Regions from separate parts of the Homo sapiens genome. Here regions 2, 3, 4, 5, 6 and 7 are each linked to region 1. Evidence: chromatin loops called from intact Hi-C (ENCODE). Cell type or tissue: endothelial cell of umbilical vein. All regions are shown on one strand.

What was found. Peaks named below come from ENCODE experiments on the same cell type or tissue, not always from the same donor. Only the 100,000 strongest peaks of a DNase experiment are listed, where the experiment ranks them.
Region 2: it touches region 1 in a loop (6-fold over the local background); 2 of 110 quality-filtered maps call a loop at or near these places.
Region 3: it touches region 1 in a loop (5-fold over the local background); 10 of 110 quality-filtered maps call a loop at or near these places.
Region 4: a loop joins it to region 1, with 14 times the contacts of the local background. A loop is called at or near these places in 100 of 110 quality-filtered maps.
Region 5: a loop joins it to region 1, with 3 times the contacts of the local background. A loop is called at or near these places in 2 of 110 quality-filtered maps.
Region 6: a loop joins it to region 1, with 4 times the contacts of the local background. A loop is called at or near these places in 6 of 110 quality-filtered maps.
Region 7: a loop joins it to region 1, with 7 times the contacts of the local background. A loop is called at or near these places in 2 of 110 quality-filtered maps.

What each region holds. Positions count from the first base shown.
Region 1 is chr16:87,061,032-87,065,031 of GRCh38, reverse strand. It overlaps LINC02181 (long intergenic non-protein coding RNA 2181), which reads right to left. Exons shown (of 3, transcript NR_126008.1): 2 at 3,848-3,974; 3 at 1,041-2,280. Among named protein-coding and RNA genes, the nearest start is that of LINC02181, 5.2 kb to the right of the region's middle. In endothelial cell of umbilical vein, a CTCF peak has its summit at 2,158 (motif pointing right); DNase peaks (open chromatin) are centred at 101, 571, 1,091, 2,181 and 5 weaker places; H3K4me3 peaks cover 2,715 bases; H3K27ac peaks cover 3,292 bases.
Region 2 is chr16:86,662,933-86,666,932 of GRCh38, reverse strand. No RefSeq gene overlaps it. Among named protein-coding and RNA genes, the nearest start is that of LINC02189, 57 kb to the left of the region's middle. RefSeq lists a silencer at 1,775-1,824 and enhancers at 1,925-2,054, 1,831-3,030. In endothelial cell of umbilical vein, no CTCF peak of the experiment used is centred here; a DNase peak (open chromatin) is centred at 2,262; H3K27ac peaks cover 2,949 bases.
Region 3 is chr16:86,759,138-86,763,137 of GRCh38, reverse strand. LOC105371392 (a long non-coding RNA gene) reads left to right here. Exons shown (of 3, transcript XR_933864.4): 2 at 335-405; 3 at 1,201-1,640. Among named protein-coding and RNA genes, the nearest start is that of LINC02188, 39 kb to the right of the region's middle. In endothelial cell of umbilical vein, CTCF peaks have their summits at 1,621 and 1,824; a DNase peak (open chromatin) is centred at 1,857.
Region 4 is chr16:86,562,076-86,566,075 of GRCh38, reverse strand. It overlaps FOXC2-AS1 (FOXC2 antisense RNA 1), which reads left to right. Exons shown (of 2, transcript NR_125795.1): 2 at 758-931. Among named protein-coding and RNA genes, the nearest start is that of FOXC2, 2.8 kb to the left of the region's middle. In endothelial cell of umbilical vein, a CTCF peak has its summit at 2,106 (motif pointing left); DNase peaks (open chromatin) are centred at 945, 1,335 and 2,115; H3K4me3 peaks cover 1,846 bases; H3K27ac peaks cover 2,418 bases.
Region 5 is chr16:87,386,806-87,390,805 of GRCh38, reverse strand. LOC124903747 (a long non-coding RNA gene) reads right to left here. Exons shown (of 2, transcript XR_007065168.1): 2 at 485-1,044. It also overlaps a transcript of FBXO31 not described here. Among named protein-coding and RNA genes, the nearest start is that of MAP1LC3B, 3.5 kb to the left of the region's middle. RefSeq lists an enhancer at 2,035-2,634. In endothelial cell of umbilical vein, no CTCF peak of the experiment used is centred here; a DNase peak (open chromatin) is centred at 2,265; H3K27ac peaks cover 2,552 bases.
Region 6 is chr16:86,822,576-86,826,575 of GRCh38, reverse strand. No RefSeq gene overlaps it. Among named protein-coding and RNA genes, the nearest start is that of LINC02188, 100 kb to the right of the region's middle. RefSeq lists an enhancer at 1,780-2,428. In endothelial cell of umbilical vein, no CTCF peak of the experiment used is centred here; DNase peaks (open chromatin) are centred at 1,495, 2,175 and 2,465; H3K27ac peaks cover 2,896 bases.
Region 7 is chr16:86,739,781-86,743,780 of GRCh38, reverse strand. No RefSeq gene overlaps it. Among named protein-coding and RNA genes, the nearest start is that of LINC02188, 20 kb to the right of the region's middle. RefSeq lists an enhancer at 748-1,494. In endothelial cell of umbilical vein, no CTCF peak of the experiment used is centred here; a DNase peak (open chromatin) is centred at 2,450; H3K4me3 peaks cover 681 bases; H3K27ac peaks cover 2,187 bases.

The DNA.
Region 1 (4,000 bases):
GTGATTTTGCCGACTTCCTGGATGTTCATTTCTGGTTCTGCACAAAAGAGTCACATTTCCTTTTGGAATCAGGACCAGGAGACAGAAGCGGACTCGGGAACTGTGAGTGCCCCCCGGTCTTCCCCGGCGCCTCTGACCCCTTCCTCCATCTCGCCGCCTTCCCTGCCTTCAGCGCGGAGTTCCCTTTCTCCAGGGCTTCTTGTCTGAACTCACCCCCTCGGCTCTCAGCACCATTCTCCACTTTTAGGAAAAGAAACTCTACAATTTCTATGCAAACATCGGATAAGAAGGGGAGGGGGAGTGACTTTGATTTTCATTTTAAGACTCTGAAAGACGGAGAAAGTAAGCAGAAGCGGGCTGGTGTATTTCAGAGGCTCCCAGTGAGTCCCTACTAAATTTACCTAATAAAATGAATTTTTAAAATTTTCGTTTTCTCATTTCATTCCAGCAGAAAATGAGTTTGCCTTTATAATGTCCAGATCTTTCCAACTCTATTGAGTGAGAAATTAACTTACAAAATTTAAATACTTTGGTACACACATGCACACACACCCGAAATGAAGTAAAGTGTGCCTGTAACACAATAGCAAGCCTGATTTTAGGGTCCTAGGACACATTTTTTTTAATGATGTGTAATAAAGAAAAATCAGATTCAGTTAAAAAAATTTCTCTCTTAAAATGGGTGAATTGTAATACTCAGTAAATTTAATTGTAATTTTTATTTGTTAATATAAGTTGCCTTTTTAAAATCTTCTGCACGTCTTGTCAAATTATTGAGAGGACTGCAAAGAAAACATATGTTAATGTGCTAGGCCACAGTTGACTCCTTTCCTTTCCACGAAACTAGTCCAAGTAGTGTAGGAAATTATGAAACTATAGAGTTCTCTGTGAAAAGAATACCCTGCCTTTCATTTCCAAGATAAAGCAATTAATACTGGAATTTCAAGGCAAATCTAATGATCAGTTAGGAGGGAAAAGGAGGAGGAAGGCAGGATGGTTATTTGCGTAAGAAAGTCCAGAAATCGACATCGGACAGATGTATCGTGGAATGTGATGATATTTATAAGGAAAAATCACATAAACTTTAAAAATGAAAGTTGTTTTGCTTAAACGACTGAAAAAAAGAATTCAGAATAATATTTGGGTTATCCTAGTTTTGTACGCTTGTGTTCACCAAAGCGTTCAGGGTCCAGGAGGATTAAAGAGCTCCATCACAAGGAGTGTTTTTGTGTGTGTGCATGCGTGTGCGTGTCTGTGTGCGCGTGTGTGCGTGTCTGGGTGCATGTGTGTGCGTGTATGTGCGCGCGCGTGTGTCTGGGTGCGTGTGTGTGCGCACGTGTGTGTCTGTGTGTGCGTGTGTGTGCGCGTGTGTGTGAGTGTGTGTGTCTCTACCCAGCTCTCCTACACCTTAGCCCCAAGGATGATGGGGAGAAAAATGTGGGAGCTGACTAGGTGGAACCAAATCTTTACTCCAGAAATTTATAGCTAATATAAAACTCTTAAAAATGAAAAAAAAACAGTTTTCTTACCTTTTTAAAAAGTCTTCTCTTTGGGGGGTTATGTCAGGGGATAGAGGAATGGGCTTGAGCCAGTTTTCAAAATTGCTATAGGCCAGGCGTGGTGGCTCCTGCCTGTAATCCCAGCACTTTGAGAGGCCGAGGCGGGAGGATCGCTTGAGCTCAGGAGTTTGAGACCAGCCTGGGAAACATAGCAATGCCCTGTCTCTACAAAAAATTTAAAAATTAGCCGGGCGTGGTGGTGTGCGCCTGTGTTCCCAGCTGCTCGGGAGGCTGAGGCAGGAGGGTCGCTTGAGCCCAGAAGGTCCAGACTGCATTGAGTGGAGATCGCACTACTGCACTCCAGCCTGAATGACAGAGTGAGACCGTCTCAAAACAAAAACAAAAACAAAAACCAACCAAAAAACCAAAACCAACTCCCTCCCCGCCCCCGAAACAACAACAACAACAACAAAACCCCCAAAAACCAAATTGCTATAGACCAATATTTCCAGGTCCCTGTGATTTTGATTAGAGAGTTTTGTTCTTGTTCTTCTGTTCCGTAAACTATGGTATTCTACCTCTTAAACGCATTTTTAAGCTTTCTAGTTTGGATGGCCTTAAACAGAGAAGCCCGTCCCTGGGTGGGGAGGTTTGTCCGCTGTCCAGTAGATGGCGCTGTGACTTCTAGAGTGAGGGGGGTGGGGGTGGGGACGACACCGCGTCGCAGCCCGAAGTCACAGGGGCCACCCCGTCGCCTCTCCCAGGGTGTATCCATCGGGCTCTAAACCCAAGAAGAAAAACTTTTTGAGGCCTCTCCTGAAATGTGCTAATCTATCAAAGAGCATTTATAGTATTTAAGCCAAATGTTAATTAACAAATAGCTCACCCTCCTCAAACAGTCTGAGATAGTGCCCAGCTAGAGTTTAAAGAAATACTTCCTGGAAATGTTTGAGATAAAAATGGAATAACGTAGTAGCTATTTCAATATTTTATCAGTTGCCCATATTTAAAAAAATAAAAGATCCTCACCTTTCTCCTAGAGTAATCATGAAGAACGTACATTTTATGTTATATGAAATGTTATGTGCGTAAAAATGGTCAAATGAAACCAGGCAGGTATAGATAATGGTAGTCTCGCCTTCTCAAAAAGCGTTTTCCTTTTCATGCAGTGGTGGCGTGAATACGCACCCTGGACATTGTATTTCACTACATCAGCACCTGCTAAAATGGTAAACCAGCTTCTTAGACGCGTTAAACCTCCACCTCCCTTGAGTGATTCCAGGGTAATCTTCTCCTCTTCCCCACTCAGAAAAGTTTCTAGTTTATTTTAAAAACAAACATTTTTCTATCCCCATCTCTTGCTACAGAGAATCTCAACTAAGGATGGTGCTTATCACTCTTCAACATATTTGATATTAAAATTAAAATAATTTTAAAACAATTTTGAATAATTTCAATGTTTAGACTCTTCATGGGATGACGTGATTTCTTACTATGTTTTAAGTAATGATTTGCGATATCTTTTTTTAATTTAAAAAGAAGTAGTGTGCATGTTGACAAGTATTGTAAACAAACTGGCATTCAACAACAGCAACAAAAAGATTTATTCCTTTTCCTAAGAATGATGTTATCCTTTATTCTGGAAAAAAAAAATGAAGCAGTATTCATTTGCCTCCAGTTTGAAATACTACTTAAAGACTTAGAAATATGTAAATGTAGCTTAGGACAATGACTTCATCGAGCCTGGTAGTAATTAATCTTGTACAGTTCTTTAAAAATTTAATTGAATGACATGTTAGTTTTATAGTTGTATGAATTTAAAAATTGTGCAAGTCACTCACTATTCATAACTCGAGCCTATGTATTAATAAAATGATTGTGCAAAAAACCAGCTGTTTAAATAAATTCTGTTCTGCTTTAAAGATTTTGCCCTTTGGGGAGAAAGTCATTTAAGTATTGAGTGGCAGTGGCCAGTGAACAATAGTCAAAATGTAAATAAATCTTCCTGAAACTTAGTTCTAATTTTCTTGAGCAAGATACTAACCCATAAAAAATAAACATTGTTTATTGAACCACGTTTGCATCAGTGAACCTTTGTAAAATGATATGGAGAAAATATGAACTTCTATGTCCCAAGTACTTTACTTTGCTTCCTTAGCAGAACAGAGAGAGCTATTCGATAGGTATGAACTGAAGAAAATAGAATTAGTGCCTCTGGTGAGAGAGTCATTCAGATTTGTACAGTTGCACGGAGGTGATCATACTAGAATTAACACCAAAAAATTGTGTCATTTGGCATCTTGGCTTAAGGGATAATTTAATTACACCACCTATTAGTGTTGACTTACGTTTCTGCGCCAGCCAGCCTTCTTATAATCTTGTTTATTTCCAGAAATCACATTTGTGACAGCTCTAATAGGCCATTCAACAGCAAAGATTTTCTCATTTAGTTGAAAATATTTCAGGCTTCAGAAACTAGCAAGGAAGGAAAGGCATATTTA
Region 2 (4,000 bases), 400 kb after region 1:
TTTACCTACAGCTCACCACCATGGCCTAAAGACCACTGTTGGGGGTCACTATCAGACCCCTTGCTGGAGGAATACAGCCATGGGCATCTCCTGAGCGCTCTCTTCTGCAACTAGAGGGAATCATCTCTCCATCATGATCCAGGAATCAGCAGTTCCTGGGTGATTTCCTGTTGTTTTCAAGCACTCCCAAAATCTGAGTGTTAGGAACATTTTCTTGACACGTAGCAACCCCAGGAGTTCATTGCTTACCTCCACCACAACACTCACATCCTCAGCAATTACACATCATGCCATTTTCTTTGTCATAGGGCTTTCCTTCAAAGCAGTGCACACAGGTATGAACGCTTCAAACCACACACACGTGTAGGTAAAACGTGAAAATTCCCCATGCTAAAGACCACCATTGCCAAGAAGTGTTCACACCAGCAAATGTACATACACCCCCTGAAAACATTTAAATTCTTATGAACTTAAATTTTTTAATAGGTGAAATATTAGCATTAATAGAGTTGCAATAATCAAAACTCTATGAAAAAAGCATACTCAGAGGCTTTACCCCCTCCTCTATCCCTTCCACGCTTTCCCACTCCCTGTAGGTAATGAGGCCCCTGAATTATTCCTTGTTTATCGTTCCTTCATTTCTTTGCCAGAGGCATATTATCTGCATTTTGCCAAAACATGGTATGACATGCTTTCCGTTTTGTGCTTATGTCTTTTTTTCCTTGTCATTTTACTCATTTTACCTTGGCTATCACTCCACTGCAGTTCATAACACACTGCCTCACTGTTTTTGACAGCTGCATAGTACTCCACTGTATGGAGGTACCATAGGATATCCCATTGGATATCCTAGTTGTGGGCATTTTGGTGCTTTCCAATACTTGGTAATTATAAGTTGTGCTGCAATGAATGACCTGTACACATTTACTTTCCTCTTGTTAAAGCATGCATCCTGTAATCCCAGCAATTTGGGAGGCCAAGGTGGGCGGATCACAAGGTCAGGAGTTTGAGACCAGCCTGGCCAATATGGTGAAACCCTGTCTCTACTAAAAATACAAAAATTAGCCAGGCCTGGTGGCACGTGCCTGCAGTCCCAGCTACTCGGGAGGCTGAGGCAGAAGAATCACTTGAACCCAGGAGGCAGAGGTTGCAGTGAGCCGAGGTCGCGCCATGGCACTCCAGCCTGGTGACAGAGCGAGACTCTGTCTCAAAAAAAAAAAAAAGCATGCACAGACTCTGGGGCTAGACAGCCTTGGCGGCAGTTCTGTCTCTTTAAATCATTAGCCTCTCTGTGCCTTGGTCTCCTCATCTGTAAATGGAGATGATAAACAGTACTCTTTCTTTTGGGTCATGGTGAGGATCGAATGAGCTAACATGTATAAAAATGCTTAGAACAGTGCCTGGCACCTAGGAAATGCTCAGGAAATGTCAGTTGCATGAGTCTGTACCAAACATTGTCAGTGTTCCAGCCATGCTGGTAAATGTTTAACAATGAGCTCTCAAAAAGAAAACCCCGAATTATGGCACTTGCCAATTTCCATGGTGTAAATACTCCCACATGGCTGACATCAAACTAAATTAATGGTTGTCTCCACACATGTAGCTGGGAAGCAATGCTCACACCCCAGAGGGAGCTGGCCCCGAACACCCCCCTGTGCCCTCTTGCCTGACCCGGTTTGGACACCAGCTGCCTGGCGGCCAGTGCTGGGGCGTTTTGTCCGGTGCTGCCCTCAGAAGGCACTCTGCCTGAGAGTACGCAAAGCCAGCAGTGCCTGGGAGTTTACAGCCCCCAGGGGGATCTTGTGGGTACAAATACTGCAACTGTTGGCTCTGATTGGCTGGCTCTGGGATGTGACTTCCTCCCTAGAGGCTGAGCCAAAGGCATCTTCAGCTGACTTTGCTTGAAGCCTCACCTTGGCTTGGCTTCCTGCCTTTTTTCCTCTCAGTTCCTCTTCCACCTGTCTTTGCAGATAACTTTCCTGGTAACTTCCTTTCACACGCAACCTTGTCTCAGGGTCTACTTCTAGGGAACCCACGTAAGGCTGCATCTCTAGATATCTTTTTCCCTTAAATGCCCTGGGGTTTGGGAGAGTTTCCCACTCAATAATACTCAGTAAGCTTTCCCATTAACCCCGCTATAAGCTTTTCTTGGTTTCCTCTGTGTCTGTGCCCCAAGGTGTGTCTGTCGTGGGGGGATGAGTCATGGAGCAAAGTCCTCCCCACTGACTCAGCAATGCCATTTCCTGCCCACAACCTTCTAGAACTCTTGCACTTTGACACAATGGGGACCAGCCCACCCCTGATTCACCAGCTCAGTTTTCTGTCACATCCTGTACTTTCCCTGAGGATTTTTCTGTTCTCCTTCTGACCAGAGTCAACGCCAACCAACCCACAAGCAGCAGAGAACAGAAACGTGGCCAGATGGTCTCCAATACGGATCAAAAACATAAAGAGGCAAACGTGGAGGGGCGGAAGGTCCTTGGCCCTTTTCTCTTGAAATTGAGTTCGCTGTGTTGAAATGTCCATCGTGTCTGCATCCCCTTCCTGGTTTTCCCCAAAGAGGCCGTGGCGGGGGAACAGGTGGCGTTCCATGTGGTGGCAACATGAAGGGATCACTCGCCAGCGAGCATAATCGCTCTGGAAACATTCGGAATACTCATATGTTCTGTACTTTTCCCCTGAGTCAATAAGGTAGAAATGCATCAGGAGAAAGTCAAAGGTTTCTGTCAAAATCCAGACCACAGGGAGAAAATGACGAGTTGATGGGGCTCACCCTGTGATCAATTTCTCCGTGAACCTGACAGGGAAGTCTTCTTAGAGGGCACCTCAGCGTCTGAAGTTGGCTTTCACAATGAGCAGAAGGTGAAAAGCTGCCAAACAACAGCCACTTTCAAAATCCAGTGAAAACAGAACTAAGCCAACAAAGGAATAACAAGGTCCCAGGTTGCAAAACAAAACAAGTTGGGAAAACTTGTCCAAGAGCTGTACTGAACTCTTGCATGGGCGCTGACGTACACAAATCATCCTCATCACCTCTGAAACGAGGCAGCTCTAAATTACTTCTTGAATTCCATATGGTTAATCTGCAGGCACAGGAACATGCTTTAGGGTGAAATTTAGTTGTTGTTGTTTTCACTGGGCTTGCAATAACATATTGTAAATGACTAAGGCTAGATGACACTTTCACACCAGTCTTGAAATCATCCCAGTGATCTTGACCCAATGCCAGATGAGGATCTTGGTGCAGATAAAGCGACTGTGCTTCTTCTTCCTGCAGAATTAACATTAACAATCCTGCACATTAACAATCTAGAACTATGTTAGCCAGGGTATTTGAGGCAGAATTCTGAACTGAAATTGGTCGTCTCCTAGCACAATGATTTTTAAATACAAAACAAGCAAACACACAAAAAGAAAAAAAGAAACAACAAGAAATTTTAAAATGTCGTATCTATCTTATGAAAGCCAAAATGAAAGATTGGCAACCTTTCCTGAATATGGGCATTGTCCACATCTAATCTAGATGATGTGGGTCCAGTTTTCTCTTTCTTCAATCATCTGATGTTTTTACATTCAAATTGGTAGGAAAAGGATGCTTTCCAGTTTAATTTTCTTTAAAATAATTTCGCAGATTTCTGAATCCATATGCAATTTTTAAGAGCACAGACTTTGGACTCAAAAATGAGTTTAAATTCTCAGTCTGCCACTTACAAGATGAGTAAGGTGAAAAACCCCTTCACCTCTGTAAGCCTCAGGTGAGTATCTTATAAGGTTGCTGGAGAGGTTACGAGACACAAGGCATAGAAAAGGGCTTCCTGTGTTATAGTCTGCCCATAGAGCAAGCACGTCTTTCTTTCTTTCTTTTCTTTCTTTCTTTTCTTCCTTCTTTCTTTTTTTTTTTTTTCATTGAGATAGGGCCTCACTCTGTCACCCAGGCTGCAGTGGAATGGTGCCATCTCGGCTCACTGCAACCTCCACCTCCTGGGTTCAAGCCATTCTC
Region 3 (4,000 bases), 300 kb after region 1:
GCACTCCAGCCTGGGGGACAAGAGTGAGACTCCATCTCAAAAAAAAAAAAAAAAGAGATGGCAGAGAACAAGGTGGGGGGAGCCTGAGAAAAGCCCCAAAGTGGGGGCCACCATGGGACACTCTGGACACTCTGTGACCTGGACCAATTATCTTTCCTCCCTGGCTTAGGTTTGCTTGTCAATAGTAATAACAATGACAGCAGCAATCATAATTGCTGAATATGAATAGTCCTTCCTCCCTGTCTGCACAAAACCCCTCCTTTGGCTATGTCATACAGAACTGTGCCCATCATAACTTCGTGAAGTAGACATGAGCATTAATCCATTTTTACAGATGAAGAAACTGAGGCACAGGGATGTGAAGTAACTGGCCCAAGTGGGTGACAAAGCTGGGATCGGAACCAGGTAATTCAACTCCAGACCCGTGTTATTCACCACAAAGCTATCCTGCCTCCCTTGTGAAATAGGGGTTTGAGCTGGAGCTGGGGTTCTCAACCTGGAGTAACTAGGCAGTGGGTTTCAGGGATCCAGTGAGCCTCTGAAATGGACTGGAATGTGAATATACACAGGCATTTCTGCATGCTCGTAGATTGTGCTAGATTCTCAGAGGGGTTCCTAACCCCTCCAAAAAGACCATGAATCCGGAACCACCACATTGAGGACCTGAGAGCCCCCTCACCTCCCAGCATAGAAAACTTTCATCTCCAAGACAGAAACGCTGTGATCCATGGGCACATGGTGAATACAAGCAGCTGTCCCATTCCCGCCATATCCTCTGGGCGTCCACTCTCAGCACCCCCTCCCCACACACACCGCAGGGCCCCCTCCGGGTCATGAGCACGGCCAGCAACACCCTCCTCTGGTTCTATCTAGATGAGCCTTGTGCAGGCGTCTCCCCTCCTCCCTCACACCTCTCATCTTGTGCTTCTCCCTGTTCTCCTGCTTCTTCATGACCTACTTTTTGTTCTGTTCCCCATAGAAGAGCAGAAAAAGGAAAAAAACAAAACAAAACAAAAAAAGCCTCCGGGCAGCCCCGTGAGCACCTTGTCCTGGTTGCCTTCCTCATTCTGATTTTCCATGTTAGTGCAGCAGATACTGTGTTGGCTCAAAGCAAGGACACTCAGGCTTCCACGTGGATAAGAAGAATCTGCAAAATTTGCCTTAAAAAATGCAAGTCTCTTTTCGTTCTGATGTAATTAGCAGGTATTCACGATTGTGATGCAACCAGCCTCGGAGACACCCTGAGAAACGCCGCCTAATGGAATCCATCCCTCGGGACAGAAGCCGCCGGTCTTCCCTGACCGCACCCACTCGCCCCACAGAGCACCCCCTCCTTGTCAAAGCCGGCGACTCTGCAGGCTTCTGGTGCAGACAATGTGGCCACCAGATGCACGGCACCCAGCTTGCGGGGATGCCGGGCAAATGTTATTACAGCGATAACAGTGATTCTGCTTAGGATAACAATGATGGAAATCTGTATTAAATGACTTGAAACTGCTGATGCCTTTCCTTTTCCCCAAAGAGAAGAAAGGGATGCGAATGTGTCACTTGAACTGGCTGCTGCGGTTCATCTGGACTCCATCGTTCCTGCCATCATCTTTATTAGTAGCATTGTTTTAAAAAAATGAGTAAGTTTGAAACCACCAGGTGTTTTGAATTTTTATCTTGTTCACTTGCTTACATGAGGAAATTCAAATGGAGACCAATGCATTAGTAAAAGCCCAGTGGAAGGAGAGTGCCCCTTCTCTCCCGGGTGGGGGGCTCCCTGCCCTCCCTGACAGGCTCCCCCTAGTTCTGGGTTCTGGCTGCAGTTCCAGCCCCGACCACCAGGAGTTGATCTCGGGAGCGTTATCTGCGCAGCTCCTTCCCAGTCCTCCTCTGAGTCCTCCGTGACTTCAAGCAGCCACACGCCTCCTTCTCCCTCCCTGTTAATCCCCACCGAAAGCAGGCTTGGTGTGGCCGCTCCCCAGACTCACAGGCCCTTCCTGGTTATTTCTGCAGAATCCACTCTCCCTGTCAGTCTGGGAAAGAAAGCAGAGAGAGAAAAAGAGCTGTAGCGTCAAGGGGACTGCCAGATCCCGCAGCAATCCTCCGTGCTCCAGGGTCTCCTTCGGGCGCCTTGCAATCTCAGCGCCAGCTACTGAACACCTAGAGTATTGTTCAGTGGAGGATGCCAAGGGAGGCCTCGAGCCTGAATTAGCCCCGTGAAAGGGGTCTTGCTCCCCCGCTCATACGCTGAGGTCCAGGGAGCATAGGCAGCTTCCCCAGGGCGACCATAAGGGCCCGCACGCAATGTGGTGACCCCCTTTCCCTCTGTCGTTTGGCCACCTCAGCTATTACAACAGGAAGCCATTGGCCGGGCGCGGTGGCTCACGCCTGTAATCCCAGCGCTTTGGGAGGCCTAGGCGGGCAGATCACGAGGTCAGGAGATCAAGACCACCCTGGCTAACACGGTGAAACCCCGTCTCTACTGAAAAAAAAAAAAAAAAAAAAAAAATTGGCCGGGCGTGGTGGCAGGTGCCAGTAGTCCCAGCTTCTCGGGAGGCTGAGGCAGGAGAATGGCGTGAATCCGGGAGGCGGAGCTTGCAGGGAGCCGAGAGCACGCCACTGCACTCCAGCCGGGGTGACAGAGCGAGACTCCGTCTCAAAAAAAAAAAAACAAAAACAAAAACAAAATGCCGTTGGCATTTATTGCCAATACACAATGCATGTGTCAAAGGCACCGTGATGGGGATAGAATGGTATTTCTATGTAGCCTGGAAGAAAAAGTGAGAAAATATCCATTTTACTAGGAAAGCTCTGTCCCCTTCCCCACAACTGTGTAGACTGCAGGGTGGCCCTTTGGTGGTCTTTCTTATCTCTGCAAAAATCTGGGCAAGGGCAGGAGGATGAAGCGAAGCCCGGCTTTTTAAGTCTCGTATTGGTAGCTTTGACGAAACGGGTTTGTGCAGGAGGTGGAAATTAACTAAAATGAGATGGGAGGATTACGAGGGGATTTTTCCTACTCGGGCAATCCTGAGAAGAGAGGGGTGACTTCAGCGAAGGGGCACATGCTGAGCCTCCTCTCGGGGGAGAATTAGACTTAAGAAGCCACTTGCTGATAAGGGTTAATCCATGGCTAAACGCGACAGTACCAGAAGTAATTAACATTCCTTGACTCAGTTTCCCTTTGGCTACACGGCACTTAACCTGGTGAACAAGAATCTCCATTTGTTGTAATGAGCCCATCAGCCTAAGTCTTTGAGTTCTATGCTGTTTTTCCGTAGCTCTTCTGACCCGTGGGGCTGGGTTTCAGCCACTGCGATAGCTGGGTGTGTAGCAGAGCCCCAAGGAGGTGGCCCATCTCCCGTCCTTTTGCACTAAAACAGTTAATCCTGAGCCACAAAAAAGTACTGCAAGCAGCAGAATGCACTGTTAAGGGATTTTCTCAAACAGTGTCCAAAACAAGAAAGGAATGAGGAGGCCATTTACATGGATTAGGACCCTGGGGATGTGGTAACACAGGGTTTTTATTCTCTGCTTTTCTGTTTTTTCTTTTTAATTGACATCATCCCTTGATATTCCCCAAACAGACTCTAACTTTCTTATCTTATTGGAAAGCTCTAAAATGGAAGGGTAAAAGAAAATTCCAGAAACACAAAATTTCTGGAACACTCGAAAACAACGATTCATGAAAAATAAAAAATTAATTGAAGACTAAAGTGGGCCCATGTGCAAGACTTAAACGGAGGCACGATTTAGCACACTTTGCATTTTGCACCTACATGAAGCACTTAATTTGTCTGGGAAAAGAGAGTTGGGGGTGGGGAGGGCCATATGCTGGAAAATGAAACCTTAGCTGATGTGAAAATAAGATCTTGTGCCTTTCAGGTTATTTTTAAGCTTCTCTTTTAAATGAATGAATTTTTTTTTTACAGTGCCCGATTCCAGATTATCTTCTATAATTGCATTATCCTGAGATTTACCAGGATAAAGTGACCCAGCTTAGTTGCAATAATCA
Region 4 (4,000 bases), 500 kb after region 1:
AGTGACTCTGCTATTTCCCCCTTTCGTCTCCCGCGTGGACACTCGCAGCCTACCAACTTCAGCTTCGAAACTCGTCTCCCTTTTCCCAGGTAGAAATTCCCTCTAACAAGCTGACCCCGCACTCCCAGAAGACCGGGACAATGCAGCGACCCACCCGGGCCAGGCAGAGCCGAGTTCCTGGGCCCTGCGAGGAGAAACCCGAGCCTGTTTTCCGCGGGGGCTTGGCTCGAAGGCGCGCGCAATGAGCGCCGCGCACCGCGGGCACCAAGCGTGGACGTTTCCCGTGGCCCAGGCCGGCGCCGGCCGCTAACACCGACCCTAGGGCGCTGTCCCTGCCTCCTGCTCCTGGCAACGTCCCCCTGGGAGCCTCCAAGTTGCTTTTCTATATTTCAGCCTTTTTTTTGTTTTGTTGGGTGGGTAGGGTGAGTTAGGGAGCGCGCTCCGTGGGAAGACTGGGTGAGCGGTTGATTGCAAACGGTTCAAGATCCCTTCGGGATGATATTATTCGGCAGGCAGACCTGGAGCGACTTGGATCTCCTTCAAGGATTTCTCCTTCCCTCTAGGAATCCCGGACAGTTTGTTTATTTGTGGACTGATTATTTATTCCTTCCACACCTCAATAATCAGATCCCCTTTTCCCACTTTCCCTGAAGGAGTGAGACACCCCTTTAACAAGGCTAAACACGGGCAGAATTTTGGAAGTTGCTGGTCTGGTTGGGCAGGGAAGAGGGCTTCAGGGAGAACATTTGTATTTCAGGTTTCCTTGCACCCTTCCTGGCTGTTCATCGGCTGCGTATTCGATTCTCAGCAAAAGGATGTTGAGACAACCCACCAGGCCTCTTCGCTTCGGCCTCTTCGCTTCGGGGAGGCGACTAGAAGGCAATGGGGCGTGCCACTTATTTCCAATAAAAGAACAGAAGACGAAAATGTAGATGCATTATCTTTGTCTCCTGATCAATTCAAAGCCAAAGGGAAGCTACAAATCAGGTTCCTTTACCTTGAATATTCCACTTCTGAAACATTGTTTTTATGAGTATTCTGGGCTCTTTTTCTAACCTGATCCTTTTTCTTCTTTCTTTGAAACAAAGTAAAATAAAGCTGCCCAGTTCTCAGCTCACAGGCAAATGATTTGAGCTTTCTGCCCCAACCCTAAACTCCCACCATGACTTTATTATTTTTAATAAGCTAGTATTTCCGCATCTAGCTTAAAAAAAAAAAAGGACTAGCAAAAAGTGCCCTTCTCCTGCAGCGCATGACAGGCACACTGAGTTCGTGTCACGATTTTACTGGAAATGCAAACTATTGATCAAGAAACACTCCTCAGCCTGTAGGCTTCCTGGAGGAATATTATTTACTCTGCTTTTACGAGGGGTGTGTGTGTGTGTGTGAGAGAGAGAGAGAGAGAGAAACAGCTTTATCACAGCAAAACCTAAAATAGCTAAGGACTATGAAAAAATAAATTCCAAAATGGCAGTTGCTGCCTACGTTTGTATTCACAAGGGTGTCCCGGTTTAAACCAATGTCATCTGGGGAAACAAACAAACAAACAAACAAACACCTAAATCGAGTCGCCCAATATATTATCCACCCTCCCCCGCCCCAAAGAAAGGAAAAGGGGAGGGGAAAGAAATTCGTCTCATCAAGACAGAAAAGGTGAGAGAGACACTTCCCTTTACCCCTGGAATTAGGTTTCTTGTTTGCTCAGTGGGACTCCGGGAAAGATGTTTGTTCAGGTTATTAAAACAACGCCTTCCATACACCTGGACTTTGCAAAAACCGTATTTCCCAGCTTTTCTTTAACCTGCCAGGGTATTTCGGATGGGGGGCTGCTACTTTCTGGCTGATTTTCCCCCTTCTTGACCTTGTAAGTCAGTGAGCCGAACGCGGAATCGGGTCCCAGAGGGCCTCGCGTGTTCCTGGAATAATAAGCGGCGATAAAGCCTAAAGGTATTTAATTCGCCTTCCGCCCCCACCGCGCTGCGCTCCTCCCGGCCCGTGGCCGCTGCACCTGGAGCGGCTGGGCGGACTCCGTGGGTGTTGGCGTCATCTTGAGGCCAACCAGGGAACTACTACGAGAAAAGGAAAAAGAAAAAGACCGCCCGGCCCGCCCTGCTTATCATGAAGGTGCTGACACCTTGTGGATACTCCTGGGCATTGCACGGCTGGAATGGAGCCTTCAGAAATCTGTAAAAGCAGAGAAAGGAGATAAACTGCATCGCGTCGATTAAAAAACATTTCCCGTAACTTCGCAACGTGTCAAGAACATGATCTGTTGGGAAACAAAAATGTCTTTGAAACTGCTCGGGGAGCAAGAAATTTTCTCTAGGGAAACTTGCTGGGGTTTTCCCCAAATAAAATCTATGCCTCTTAGGTGGCTAGAAGTCTGCATTTTCTTCCCCCGGAGTTGTTGAACAAATTGCCTCGTCCATGTTTTCCCGCTGCAGCTGTCTTTCTGCCCGAGGTGTGGCGTGAGCTTCAGGGAATTCATCAGAAAGCTGTTTGTGCTGGTCGTGTGTTTAGAGGGTTGGCTTGAACAAGAGGCAGACTTTGAAACTGGGCAGCAGCCACTTCTACTTTTGAGGTACAACAGAGAACTCAAAGAGGGGACAAGTGAAAGGAGTTTTGTTTCTTGTCTCACTATTTCCCATTCATTCATTTCAATATCCTTCAAACATTTCTTTTCTGGGGTCACGAGGTGCCTTGGTTTTGAGGAAAGGGATCGGGTGGCAGAGGAGTCCCAGGCTTCCAGAAGCTGCCTGAGAACCGAGGAGCCCTTGGGTTACACAAAGTCGGCGCCACCTCCTAAAAATCCATTGTAATCCGGCTTCTAAACTTTTGTGGGACAAAAAAAGTGTCTTTTCTAAAACTCAGTTCAAGCTCATTTTACTGTGTGTGAGTTTTCCGGTGAGTGAAAGCCATGCTGCGCCATCGACAAAGGGCAGGGCCAGAAAGGACTACAGAAGCGGGTGGGTAGTGAGAACTGCTGTTGGTCACAAGGATTAAAGAAACTCAACAAGTAAACGCAACCCTCAATCCTAGGCGGAAGAAATTTTTTTTTCTTTTTTCTTTTTTTCCTGTTGTTGTTGAGACGGAGTCTTGCTCTGTCGCCCACGCTGGAGTGCAGTGGCACGATCTCCGCTCACTGCAGGCTCCGCCTCCCGGGTTCACGCCATTCTCCTGCCTCAGCCTCCCGAGTAGCTGGGACTACAGGCGTGCGCCACCACACCCGGCTAATTTTTTGTATTTTTAGTAGAGACGGGGTTTCACCGTGTTAGCCAGGATGGTCTGGATCTCCTGACCTCGTGATTCGCCCGCCTCGGCCTCCCAAAGTGCTGGGATATTTTAAACAGCAACCAAGGACAGGTTTGAGGAGACTTGGGAAGATTTGCATCTGGGATGTGTATGAGATAATAACCTTGAATCAAGGGTAAGATTCTTGCGTGCGATAATTATACATGGTCAAGTAAGAGCATGTCCTTGCTTTTAGAAGGTACGTGTCAAAATGTTTGGGGCTGATATTCATCATCTCTGCAACCTTTAAAAAATTCACCCTGCCGGGCATGGTGGCTCATGCCTGTAATCCCAGCAGTTTGGGAGGCTGAGGTGGGAGGATCGCTTGAGCTCAGGGTTTCAAGACCAGCCTGGGCAACACAGTGAGACCCTATCTCTATAAAAAATACAAAAAAAAAAAAAAAAAAAAAAAAGCCGGGTGTGGTGCTGAGCACCTGTAGTGCCAGCTATGTGGGAGGCAGAGGCAGAGAATTACTTGGGCCTGGGAGGTTGAGGCTGCAGTAAGCCATGATTGCACCACTACATTCCTGCCTGGGTGACAGAGCAAGACCCTGTCTCAAAAAGAAGAAGAAGAAGGAGAAGATTCAAAAGATTCAACCAAGGTGGGGTCAGAGGGGAGAAGGAGGGCAGAAGGTCGTGCAAAGGTAGTAAGATGAGAACAGTTGTTGAACCCGTGGTGCCTGGGTATTGATTGTATTGTTCTTGCAAT
Region 5 (4,000 bases), 330 kb before region 1:
GGGCAACATAGCAAGACCCCGTCCTCCACAAAAAAGAAGAAAAAAAGTATGAAAATATATTTCTCGCGCCAGGTGCGGCGACTCATGCCTGTAATTCCAGCACTTTGGGAGGTCAAGGCAGGAGGATCACGAGGTCAAGAGTTCGAGACCAGCCTGGTCAACATGGCGAAACCCCCATCTCTACTAAAAATACAAAAATTAGCCGGGTGTGGTGGCAGGCGCCTGTAATCCCAGCTACTCGGGAGGCTGAGGCAGGAGAATCGCTTGAAACCGGAAGGCAGAGGTTGCAGCGAGCCAAGATCCTGCCACTGCACTCCAGCCTGGGGGAAAGAGCGAAACTCCATCTCAAAAAAAAAAAGAAAGAAAATATATTTCTCAAAGTGCTTTTATACAGTTGGGATTTCTTCTAGAGAAGCCAACTACTGTCATAGATCCTTGTATAATTAATTTACTCCCACCATCAGAAGAATGACGTTAGTTGTAGTTCTTTATTACACCACTGTTTATTTTATTTATTTGTTTTTTGAGACAGAGCCTTGCACTGTTGCCCAGGCTGGAGTGCAGTGGCGTGATCTCAGCTCACTGCAACCTCCACCTCCCGGGTTCAGGTGATTCTCCTGCCTCAGCCTCCCCAGTAGCTGGGAATACAGGTGCCTGCCACCACGCCCAGCTAATTTTTGTATTTGTAGTAGAGAGAGGGTGTCACCATGTTGGCCAGGCTGGTCTTGAACTCCCGACCTCAGGTGATCCACACGCCTTGGCCTCCCAAAGTGCTGGGATTACAGGCACGAGCCACCGCGCCCAGCCAATTGTACCACTTTTTGTGAAATAACGGTGCATTTGTGCAGGTGGCACTTTCTGTCCCTGATTTTTTTGTCATAGTTCTTTACCTCAGACATCTCTGATAGTCATACAATTAATAAAGAAGAGTACTTAAACATTCTCTCTGGTTTCCAGATTCCGAAATTTTTAACCTCTGAAGCTGTGCCTTCACATGATCTAGGACAGCGTTCAGAAGATGGCTACAGTCTGTTGGTTTGTATTCTGTGAAAATAGAAAAAAAAATCCGGTAAGCGCATATTATGTACCTACCTTCTGCCAAACAACAAAGTATCAGTTTTGAAGTCTTAAAGAGTGGAGTCTGTGTTGCTTTCTTTTCTGGATTTTTATGATATTAAGTATTGACTGGTGAGTGCGTTCTTGGCTGAGTTGCTGCTTTGTAAGAAATGGGCTTTTTCTTTCTCTTGCTGGACAACTGTTCCAAATGCAAGAAGAAGGGAAAAAATCGATATCTGGCATATGGAGATGGGGGAGGGGAAGCAGAGTCTCATATTTTCCCACCCTTGGGCATCCATAAAGCTTTACCAAATTACTCCAGGCCTTGGGTTCATTGCCAGAGGAAGTAGCATCGACAGTTGTGTAGTAATGGGCCAGGGTTACTCTGCGTGTTTTTGAAATATAGGACTGAAGTCCACATTTGCAAAGCTGACACTTCTACGCCTAACTTCTAATTCCAACTTGAATCTAAAGCCACATATCCTTCCATGGCTCTCAGAAAAGAATCCAAAATGATTGGGGTTTAAAGATGGCTCATAGGTTTCATTCCCATGTAAGAATAACACATTTAGTTAAATAATATATATCTATTGTATATATATTATAATAATGTACATTCATATACAAATAAATATAAGAAACAACTTCATGTAACTTTTGGAAGCATAAGTGTGCTTGAGTATTTATGAAACATTTCATGTGACCCAAAAGACTGCAGTTTAGTAGAAATTTAATATAGTAGTGAACAATATTCAGAGTGGTAAATTAATATTACTCATGAATTATTTTAAGCTAGTTAATATAAGCATAGTGTAATATAAACGTTAATGTTCCCTGTAATAATCCATGTAAAGTAGAAAAGCAAGAACACATCTTTCATTTTAATTTACTCAGTGTTTTCTCTAGGAATTTCATGGTGCCTTTAAACTACCAAATAATCATTCATTCTTCAAAGTCCAGCAGTGGCACCCTATTCCTTTTTTCAAACCAGGAAATGACCATAACCGTGGGGAAATGATGTAACTGCTAAGAATTGAATGTGATGGCCCAGCTTGAGTGATGTAAGTGGCTGTAAATCATGCTGTCTAGCTGTGTGTAAGAACCTGTCAAATGAATCACAAAACATTAACCTGACCTACAGAAAGCATCGGGGTTATTTTTTGCCACACTCAATATGGACGGCAAGTCACGCGGAGAATTTGCTCCAGGCCTCAGGCCTCCTCGGCCTCTCCCTCCTCTCCTCTTTCTGATTGGAAGAGAGAGGCCACCGGCTTTGTCGTCTGCACCACTATAGGCCCAGTGTCCTATCCATCGTGGTGTCATCGCTTTGCTCTTGAGAGCAAGTAAACAAACAAGTATTGCTCAAGAGGAGTGCAGGGAGCTATTCTCAGAAAGGATTTGGTCAGGAGGATTTAGGGGTTGACACTGAATAGACTGCAGTCTTCAGAATGTCTTCCCTGGAGAATCCAGGGAATAAGTAGCTAGAGCAGGCTGTATGTTCAGTGTCTTCCTCCCCAGGGAAGTCTGGCCTGTTCAGCTTCAAGAATCTGCAAAGTAGAACGCGTGGTAAAGCACTGACAAATCAGTCACGCGACCCGCAGCTGTTTCCTAAATGAGTGTGTAACACCAGGTGGAACGGGCTGAGGTTCCACCATGTTTTTGTTTGCCTGTTTGTTTAATTCTAAACAAATTCTGTAGGACTGCTGTGTTTATAGCTTTTGCTCCATTCTGGGACTGTTAACGTGTGCAACTGTGGAGGCTCCATCAGCCCGCTTATTTTAAACTGCAATCCTCTTGTTCAAAGTTTGAATATTTTCCCTTCTTTCCAGTTAGTGTGACTAGTTCTTTTGAGCAGTGGGTAAGATCCCATTTTTTCACATCCGGATGTTGAGAACTCATTGGGATACAGTTAACGTGGCTTTCTTTCTTTCTTTTTTTTCTCTCTGTCGCCCAGGCTGGAATGCACCATTGCCCAGTGCATGTGGCGCCATCTCGGCTCACTGCAAGCTCCGCCTCCCGGGTTCACACCATTCTCCTGCTTCAGCCTCCTGAGTAGCTGGGACTATAGGCGCCCGCCAACACGCCCAGCTAATTTTTTGTACTTTTAGTAGAGACGGGGTTTCACTGTGTTAGCCAGGATGGTCTCGATCTGACCTCATGATCCACCCGCCTCGGCCTCCCAAAGTGCTGGGATTACAGGTGTAAGCCACCGCGCCCTGCCCAGTTAACATGGTTTTCCTCAGTCCAAGAAATACTACTTGTGACCTTTGAGGCAACCAATTGGAAAATGCCCAGCCCTATATTCGACTTACTTCCTTAGATGTTATCAGTTCTCACTAACAAAGAGGTCATTATTGTAAAGCCTCATCATAGTGTTAAAACAAATGATCTCTTCTATCTAGTTCTTCCTCGTTTTAGAATGCACGCACCTTCCTTATTCTTTAAAGGATACATTTCTACATAAAGGATTGTAAACGTGTTCCAAGGACGTATTCAGCTGTCAGGATTCAATGTGTAGTAGTTTTCTGCTGGCACTGTCTTTCCCCTTGGGTTCCTTCCCACCAACAGGTATTGCTGAAGCGCTCACGGTCATTCTTTTCTTTCTATTATTATTATTTTTGTAGAGATGGGGTTTCACTTCGTTGCCCAAGCTAGTCTCCTGGGCTCAAGCAATCTTCCCTGCTCAGCCTCCCAAAGTGTTGGGATTCTGGGTGTGAGCCACCACTCCCAGCCTTTTCTTTCTATTCTAAATGGTCAGTGCTAATTCCATCCTTCCACAACTTTGGGTACACAGCCTTCCATTATTCTTGCTGTCTGTCTTTTGTCCCTCTAATCCTGTGCTTTTCATCCTTGGTTATTCATATATCACCAACCATCTTCTATGGTTACTATTTTCTTTCAAACAGCTCATTTTTTATTTAAGGTATATTAAAATAGATTTGCC
Region 6 (4,000 bases), 240 kb after region 1:
GTTCCATTTATACTATTATCCTCCCCCTAATATTTCTTCTTTAAATCAACTCATTTTCTGACTTTACCTTATTTTAAAAGAACAATTGTACAGCACAGACCTTCGTGAAAATAGTCATTTCTCATTGCCATCAGAAGCTGCTATAAAAATAAAGGCAAGAAACCACACCGCCATTATTAAACTCTTCCTAGACACCGTGGCTTGCAGCCCAAGCCTGCTCTAGCTTGCTAATGGAGGCAGCCAGGATGCTTGAGAGAGGCGTGGGGAGGTGCTCGGGGCTCTCGTAATTACAGAACTTCCCTTGCGATTTTCAGTACTGCCGAGTGTTCCACCTGAAGTCATTGCTCAGGTGAAATGAGTCCCACACCAGGTGCTCTGTCTGGAACTTCCCAGAGCCCGATCTGGGTGCTGTGGGCTTGTGGGCCCTCCGTGGCTCTCTGTGGTTGCAGAGGGATGAGAGGACCCTCTCACCTCCACATCAGCACACCCTCCACTGTGTGTTCACAGCCAAGTTCTCAGCCACCCCTCTCTCCTCCATCTGCTTGGGAGCTGCCTGTCCACTCGCTCCTCCTGCACCAATGATCTGCTGATTAAAAAAAAAAAAGCCAGGCACAGTGGCTCCCCTGAGCTCTCAGTGTGTGTGGCTGGCTCTACAAATGGCCTCATGTACGCCTCCAAATCTCACCACGCACAGGGCTAGGCTTATCTCCATTTTACAAACAAAGACATGGAAGTTCAGAGATGTTGAGACACTTGCTCAAGGTCACACAGCTCAAAAATGGCAAGGCTGGGACTCAAACTCAGGCCTGGCTCCAGCATCCACGTTCCTGACCATTTGGGCAAAGTTACATAAAGATTTTCTGGGTTTGGCAATAACAACATGTCCCCAACTAAGGTGTCATTCACTCCATTCCCCAGGTTATGGCATTACTCATTAACATAACAATTCCATCAGGGGGCTCATTTGCAAATGCCTGTAGCAAAATTGAAACGGATTCATTCAGAGGGGATATCCTAAAACAGCTCATTTGCAGAAAGCCCCTCCCAGCTTGGAAATAGCTGTCATGTTCCCATCCCGTTTAATGATAACAATCAGAACTTTGCTAAACATGGATTACTTTATCCCCTTTCACAGAAGGGGACATTGAGACTCAGAGAGGTGAAGAATTTGCCCAAGATCCTCACTTATTAGTGTGGTGGGAGTGAGGCCAGAAATCCAGGCAGTCCAGGCACAGACCTGAGAGCAAGACCCTCCCACCCTAGCACCTCCCTCCTGTCCACGGCAGCAGCTCAGTTCTCCTGAGAGTGAGGGAGGGGCGGGTGGAGCCCGGGAGACTGGCCAGGGAGCTGGGGAACGTGGGACCTGAGGGTCGAAGGCTGAGAAGAGCCGAGGAGGAAGGTGTCATCTTCCAGCCAGGCTCTCTGCTCTCTGCTCCTTGTACTTGTTGATTGGAGAACCCATGATGTCGCAACGACAGTGGAGGAAATGGTCGTCTAGACACACATCTAATTACCTGCTGTGAAAATCCCCACCGGGATGTGTGCCACAGGCAGGATGACCTGAGGCCACATTCATCTGAGCCCTCCGTGACGCTCACATGCAGGATGACCTGACGTCACGTTCATCTGAACCCTTGTGCCGCTTGGCATCAGCTGGGAATGGGACAGGCTGGACTTCGCCTGCTGCACCCCTTCTAGCTGGGGAACCCGGTGGGTGGGGATGGTTGGTGGTTTCGTTGGTTTGTTTTAAAGCTCCCTGAGGCTCAGTTGTGTTGTCCACAGAGCAGACTTCCTGTCTTGAGCACCTGCCTTGTTTAGGCTTCCCAGCAGCAGGTAAACAGCGTGTCCCTTTGCCTCCTGCTTCCAAGGTAAGTTTCCCAATGCCCCTTGCAGGAAGGCAGGAGCATGTCATGCCCTAGTTCAGGAGGAGGCAGCGTGGGTGCAGGCTCAGGCGAGGGTGGTGCTGGAGGGATCTGGTTCTGTGGGTTCTGTCAAGACTGCCACGGCTGATCATAGCGCTGTGATGCCACCTGCCAGAGGCCTCAGCCGTGACGTCTTTGCTGGAGCGCACTCCAGTGGGATCTAGGCATTGCTCCTGGTTTCCACACGTCCCACAGACTATGTGAGAGGAACTCCTGAATAAATTCTCTTTTCTGCGTCAGCTTCCTCAAGTGGATTCTGTTATTGCAACTGCAAATCCTGACTCACACACCGTCTCACAGGGTGGTTCCAAAGAAGAAGCGTGGTTGTGAGTTGCTCAGCATAACGCTCCACACGCAGTAGGCACCCCGTATACAATTGTTGAATGAATGAATTAAAGAATGAATTCATGGAAAGAAGGCATGGGGCAAGGTGTCCTGCACCTGGGAACTACTCACTAAATATGTGTTATTAGGACTGATCACGACGATTATAAAATAATTATAATGCAGCCTTGAAAATAGCCACCAGCCTGTGTGCATCTGGGCAGCCAAAGAAAATATGAGTCACCGCCGTAACCATCAGGGTTATTGCCAATGTCCGGGCCCAGGTAGAATTTCTCTGTGGCTTTGAGGTTAAGACAATAAATGTGTGGAGAAGTGATATCTCTCAGGCTGGAGGCTTTATGTCCGGGGTGCAATTTACCACGACTTCTTTTGTCTCTGCCATGGCGCCTGGCAATGTTTGAATGCTGGTGGGGTTACAGCTCTCTGCAGAAGCATAGTAGAAAAACAAGATCAAGGTCACACAAAAGAGGGTTGTGTGTTTGTGGCAAACCTAGTCCAACCTGGCTGGTAGAATAACCTAAAGGCAACTGTCAAATCAAGTGGAGTGAGGCACTTCAACCTCTGTCCACCAATCTGCTGTGTTTTTCTCTTCTCTCTGTGGGTTTTGAGCCAGAATCTATTTCCAGTTCATGTCTAGTTAAATGTCTCTGTTCTCTTTGGTTTAATCACCAAGAGCAGAAAGCCATGACGAGGGCGTCTCTGATCACAAACGAATCTGTCTGTGAAAATGCTCTTGGCTGGACTCTGCTGATCTTCATCGTAAAGCCCGTGGGAAGCTCTCAGGGTCAATATTCGGCCTTGTTCATAAAATCACCTAAGAAGGGTCCTGGTTTGGCCCTCTGTGATGGCTTGCATGAAACGCTGTGCAGCACCTAATAGGGCCTGCATTCCTCTAAACCGTTCATGTTATTTTTGGTGTGGGTGAACGAGGTTTGTTCGTGAGAATCTGACTATTGAAAACAGGCAGTGCAGATAAATGAATGGCTATCTCTGGTGCATGCTTTGGGTATATTCCAGATGTGTCAACTTGTAAACAAAGGAGGTGTCCGCTCCATGCTGGGGACCGTGTGGGCAGCTGGGTGGCTGTTGTTGGGTGGAGGTTTACACAGCAATGTCCCACAAGCCCCGGGTGCTGCCTGTGACCACCACTCCTCCCTGACAGGGTTCCAATGGGAATGGGAGAATTTGAATTCTGTATCACTGGCTCGTCTGTTCACTTCATGCCTTTGGAGGCCTGGTGATATAATTGTCTATGAATAGATGATTAGTACTTTGACCTTATGCATTAATTGACTGCCCCTAAAGATCTGGAAAAATGGATTTCAGTCTCATTCAGGGAAATGTTCAGAAATTTTCTGAAAAGACAAACCATACGGTAAAATGTGGTGATTGCCTTCATGGGGCCTGTGCACGTGGGTGGATGTTTGATGCCAAGAACTGGGTCAAAAGTAAAGATCTTGGCTATGGAAGGTGAAGAATGTGCACTGCCCTGTGGCGACCGCATCAGCACCCCTGGGGCCCCAGTCTCTGCAGATTCCGATTGTACCTGGTAACCTGGTCCACCCCTGACCTTTCCCACCTCAGAAAATGGCATCTCCACGGAACCAAACGCTCGAAGTTGCCCCAAGTCTCCTGTTTTGGTCACTTCCCTTCCCCATCCATCAGAAAACACTGCCGGTTCCACCATGAGAATCTATCTTGGATCCACCCCTTCCCATCAACTCCCGCTACCT
Region 7 (4,000 bases), 320 kb after region 1:
ACTGATGGCGGTTCCACCAGGCCTAATCGCCACACACCAGCAAAGGCAGGTTATGCTATAGTACAAGCCACTAGCCAGCCTCTTAGAACCTCTCATTTCTTTTCCATCGTGGAAATCTATCCTCAAGAAAATAACTTCTCAGTGTTCCATCTGCTATTCTATTACTCCTCAGGGATTATTCAGGCCCCCTCCCTTCCCTACACATCAAGCTCGAGGATTTGCCCCACCCAGGACTGGCAAATTAGCTTTACTCAACATGCCCTGAGTCAGATAACTAAAATACCTCTTAGTCTAGGGAGATGCTTTCACTGGATAGGTAGAGGCCTTTCCTACAGGGTCTGAGAAGGCCATCGCAGTCATTTCTTCCATTCTGTCAGACATAATTCCTCAGTTTAGCCTTCCCACCTCAATACAGTCTGACAACAGATGAGCCTTTATTAGTCAAATCAGCCAAGCAGTTTTTCAGGCTCTTAGTATTCAGTGAAACCTTTATATCCCTTACGGTCCTCCGTCTTCAAGAAAAGTAGAATGGACTAAAGGTCTTTTAAAAACACACCTCACCAAGCTCAGCCACCAACTTAAAAAGGACTGGACAATACTTTTACCACTTTCCCTTCTCAGAATTCAGGCCTGTCCTCGGAATGCTACAGGGTACCGCCCATTTAAGCTCCTGTATAGACGCTCCTTTTTATTAGGCCCCAGTCTCATTCCAGACACCAGACCAACTTAGACTGTGCCCCAAAAAAACTTGTCATCCCTACTATCTTCTGTCTAGCCATACTCCTATTCACCGTTCTCAACTACTCATACATGCCCTGCTCTTGTTTACACTGCCGGTTTACACTGTTTCTTCAAGCCATCACAGCTGATATCTCCTGGTGCTATCCCCAAACTGCCACTCTTAACTCTTGAAGTAAATAAATAATCTTTGCTGGCAGGACTATGCTGAATCTCCTTAGGCGCTCTCTAATCAGATGTCCTGAGACATCCCAATTCTTAGACCTTTTATACCTGTTTTTCTCCTTCTCTTATTCCATTTAGTTTCTCAATTCATCCAAAACCGTATCCAGGCCATCACCAATCATTCTATACGACAAATGTTTCTTCTAACATCCCCACAGTATCACCCCTTACCACAAGACCTCCCTTCAGCTTAATCTCTCCCACTCTAGGTTCCCACGCCGCCCCTAATCCTGCTTGAAGCAGCCCTGAGAAACATCGCCCGTTCTCTCTCCATACCACCCCCCAAAAATTTTCACCGCCCCAACACTTCAACACTATTTTGTTTTATTTGTCTTATTAAGAAGGCAGGAATGTCAGGCCTCTGAGCCCAAGCCAAGCCATCGCATCCCCTGTGACCTGCACGTATATATACGCCCAGATGGCCTGAAGTAACTAAAGAATCACAAAAGAAGTGAATATGCCCTGCCCCACCTTAACTGATGACATTCCACCACAAAAGAAGTGTAAATGGCCGGTCCTTGCCTTAACTGATGACATTACCTTGGGAAAGTCCTTTTCCTGGCTCATCCTTGCTCCAAAAGCACCCCCACTGAGCATCTTGCGACCCCGACTCCTGCCCGCCAGAGAACAAACCCCCTTTGTAATTTTCCTTTACCTACCCAAATCCTATAAAACGGCCCCACCCTTATCTCCCTTCGCTGACTCTTTTCGGACTCAGCCCACCTGCACCCAGGTGAAATAAACAGCTTTATTGCTCACACAAAGCCTGTTGTGTGGTCTCCTCACACGGACGCGCATGGAAGTGATCTTTGCTATTCTGGGTTTGTCTGCTGGAGGAAGAGGGAAATCACCTATTTGATTTTGTATTCATTCATGTCCTGTTCCTGGAGAATCTCTGTTGTGTGTCAGGCACAGCTGAGCCTCCCTGTATAGCCTCCTCTATCTTCCACCTACAGAGGAGGAAATGGAGCCTCAGAATCAGTGCCTTTCTTGTTTGTAAGAAACAGCTATGAATGCCTAGCTCCCCCTCGAATTTCAGTACTGCGTCCCACCATGCCGCACGGTGCCGATGAGCCGGCTGGACCTTCATGGCAATGGTGGCCCTCTAAAAATAGGATCCCCCACCCGGAGGAATGGGGCCACCACAGGAAGCAGCTCAGACCACTTCCAGGGGACATTCTTCTGCCTCCAGTAAGCTGAGGATAGAAGTGGAGCCGCTGACGGATGAATGGACTGTTTGCCTGAGTCATAAATCAACAGGGACCAGCCCTGCCTCTGAACGATTCTGGTCTCTACACTTCGCTCCTGATCACAGGCTGCAGAGGAAGCACGTCTCCCAGGCTGGGGCCGGCATCCGATCCAACGCTGCCTTTCCCTCTAGCAGCGGCTCCCGCAGGGAGGGTCTCCCTGTCCCTAGAACCGGAGCGTGAAAGTCAGCAAAGTCCCATAAATCACAGGAAATGAACTTCTGCCTCTTTAAATTCCTGCCGCCGTCCCCATCCCTCCCACAGCCACAAATAGATTTCTTTCAATATTGGCTCTGACCTCAGCCCTCCCCGCCCCCACGTCTCCTTCTCCACGTTTTTTTTTTTTTTTTTTCCCAGCAAACCCTACAAGGCAGAACTTACCCTGCTGACCTCACCAGCGTGGTTTCTTCTGTTGTGTGTGTGTTTTTGTTTTGCTGTGATGCCGATGACTTGCGGTTTGCCTCACACTTTGTAGTGTGCGTGGCAGTCGTATAAGAAAACAGCAAATTTGTCAGTTAGGCTTGTTATTTATTACAGGAACCATGGGGATGCCAGGCAGCCAGGCTGGCCCCTCCGCCCGCCACCTACCCCACGGTTGAAGGGGCTGCACTGGCCGGGGATGCCAGACCAAGGGCCCAGAGAAGAGGCACGGCTTCCGAGGGTGAGGAACAGCGAGGTCCTGGCAGCTGCCTCTCTTCGAACACAATGTTGAGGAGATGCTTTTTGTTTTTGTTTTTAAAATTCATTTCCATTGGTTTTTGGGGAACAGGTGGGGTTTGATTACGTAAGTTCTTTGGTGGTGATTTGTGAGATTTTGGCGCACCCATCACCCGAGCAGTATCCACTGCACCTAATTCGTAGTCATTTATCCCTCACCCTCTTCCCACCCTTCCCCACCGAGTCCCCAGAGTCCACTGTATCCTTCTCAAGCCTTTGCATGGGAGGATGCTTTTAACTGGTAAAAGGCAATAGTAGAAGTAACAGCCCGAGGGCTCTCCGTGGCCAGTGCCTCCCGAGATCTCGAGGGCACCCCTTCTCCCGCCTCCCCTCCCACCTCCACCTAGGCCACACGGGCCATGCCGGCCCCAGAGCTCCCGTGCCACGGGCAAAACACAGCTGTGTCTCAAAACCCTACGCCCAAAGTGCCTTCTCCCAGGCTTCCTTCCAGCTCATCCGCCACCTTTCTCTGCACTTGGCCCAGACGTCGTCTTTCAAGTCCGGCCTCCCCTAGACCTCGGCTTCTAAAATTGCAAAGCACCCGCACTCCAACAGGCCTCCGTGCCTGGCTCTCCTCTACACCTTCGTCCCCACCTGCGTTACTGATCTCTGTGACTTACTGGCTTCTTCCCCCGAGGAGGGCATGAGCTGCACGACAATGGCTTTGTATCTGTGAGAAGCTCTAATCGTATTTGCTGTTTATTGTGGGCTGGGTTGCATCCCCCCAAACTCACACGTCGAAGTCCAACCCCCAGGATGTCATAATGTGACTGTGTTTGGAGATAGGGCATTTATGGAGGTAATTAAGGTAGAATGAGGTCACCAGCATGGGAGCTAATCCAGTAGGACTGGTGTCTCCGTAATAAGAGGAGATGAGGACACAGACACGCACGGAGGGCGACCTTGTGAGGACACAGAGAGAAGACAGCTCTTACAAGCCAAAAAGAGAGGGCTTGGAGGAAGCAGTCCTGCCGGCACCTTGATCTCAGACTTCCGGCTTCCAGAACTGTTAGAAAATAAATCTCTGTCATTTAAGCCACCCGGTCTGTGGCACTTTATGTTCAATAAATACC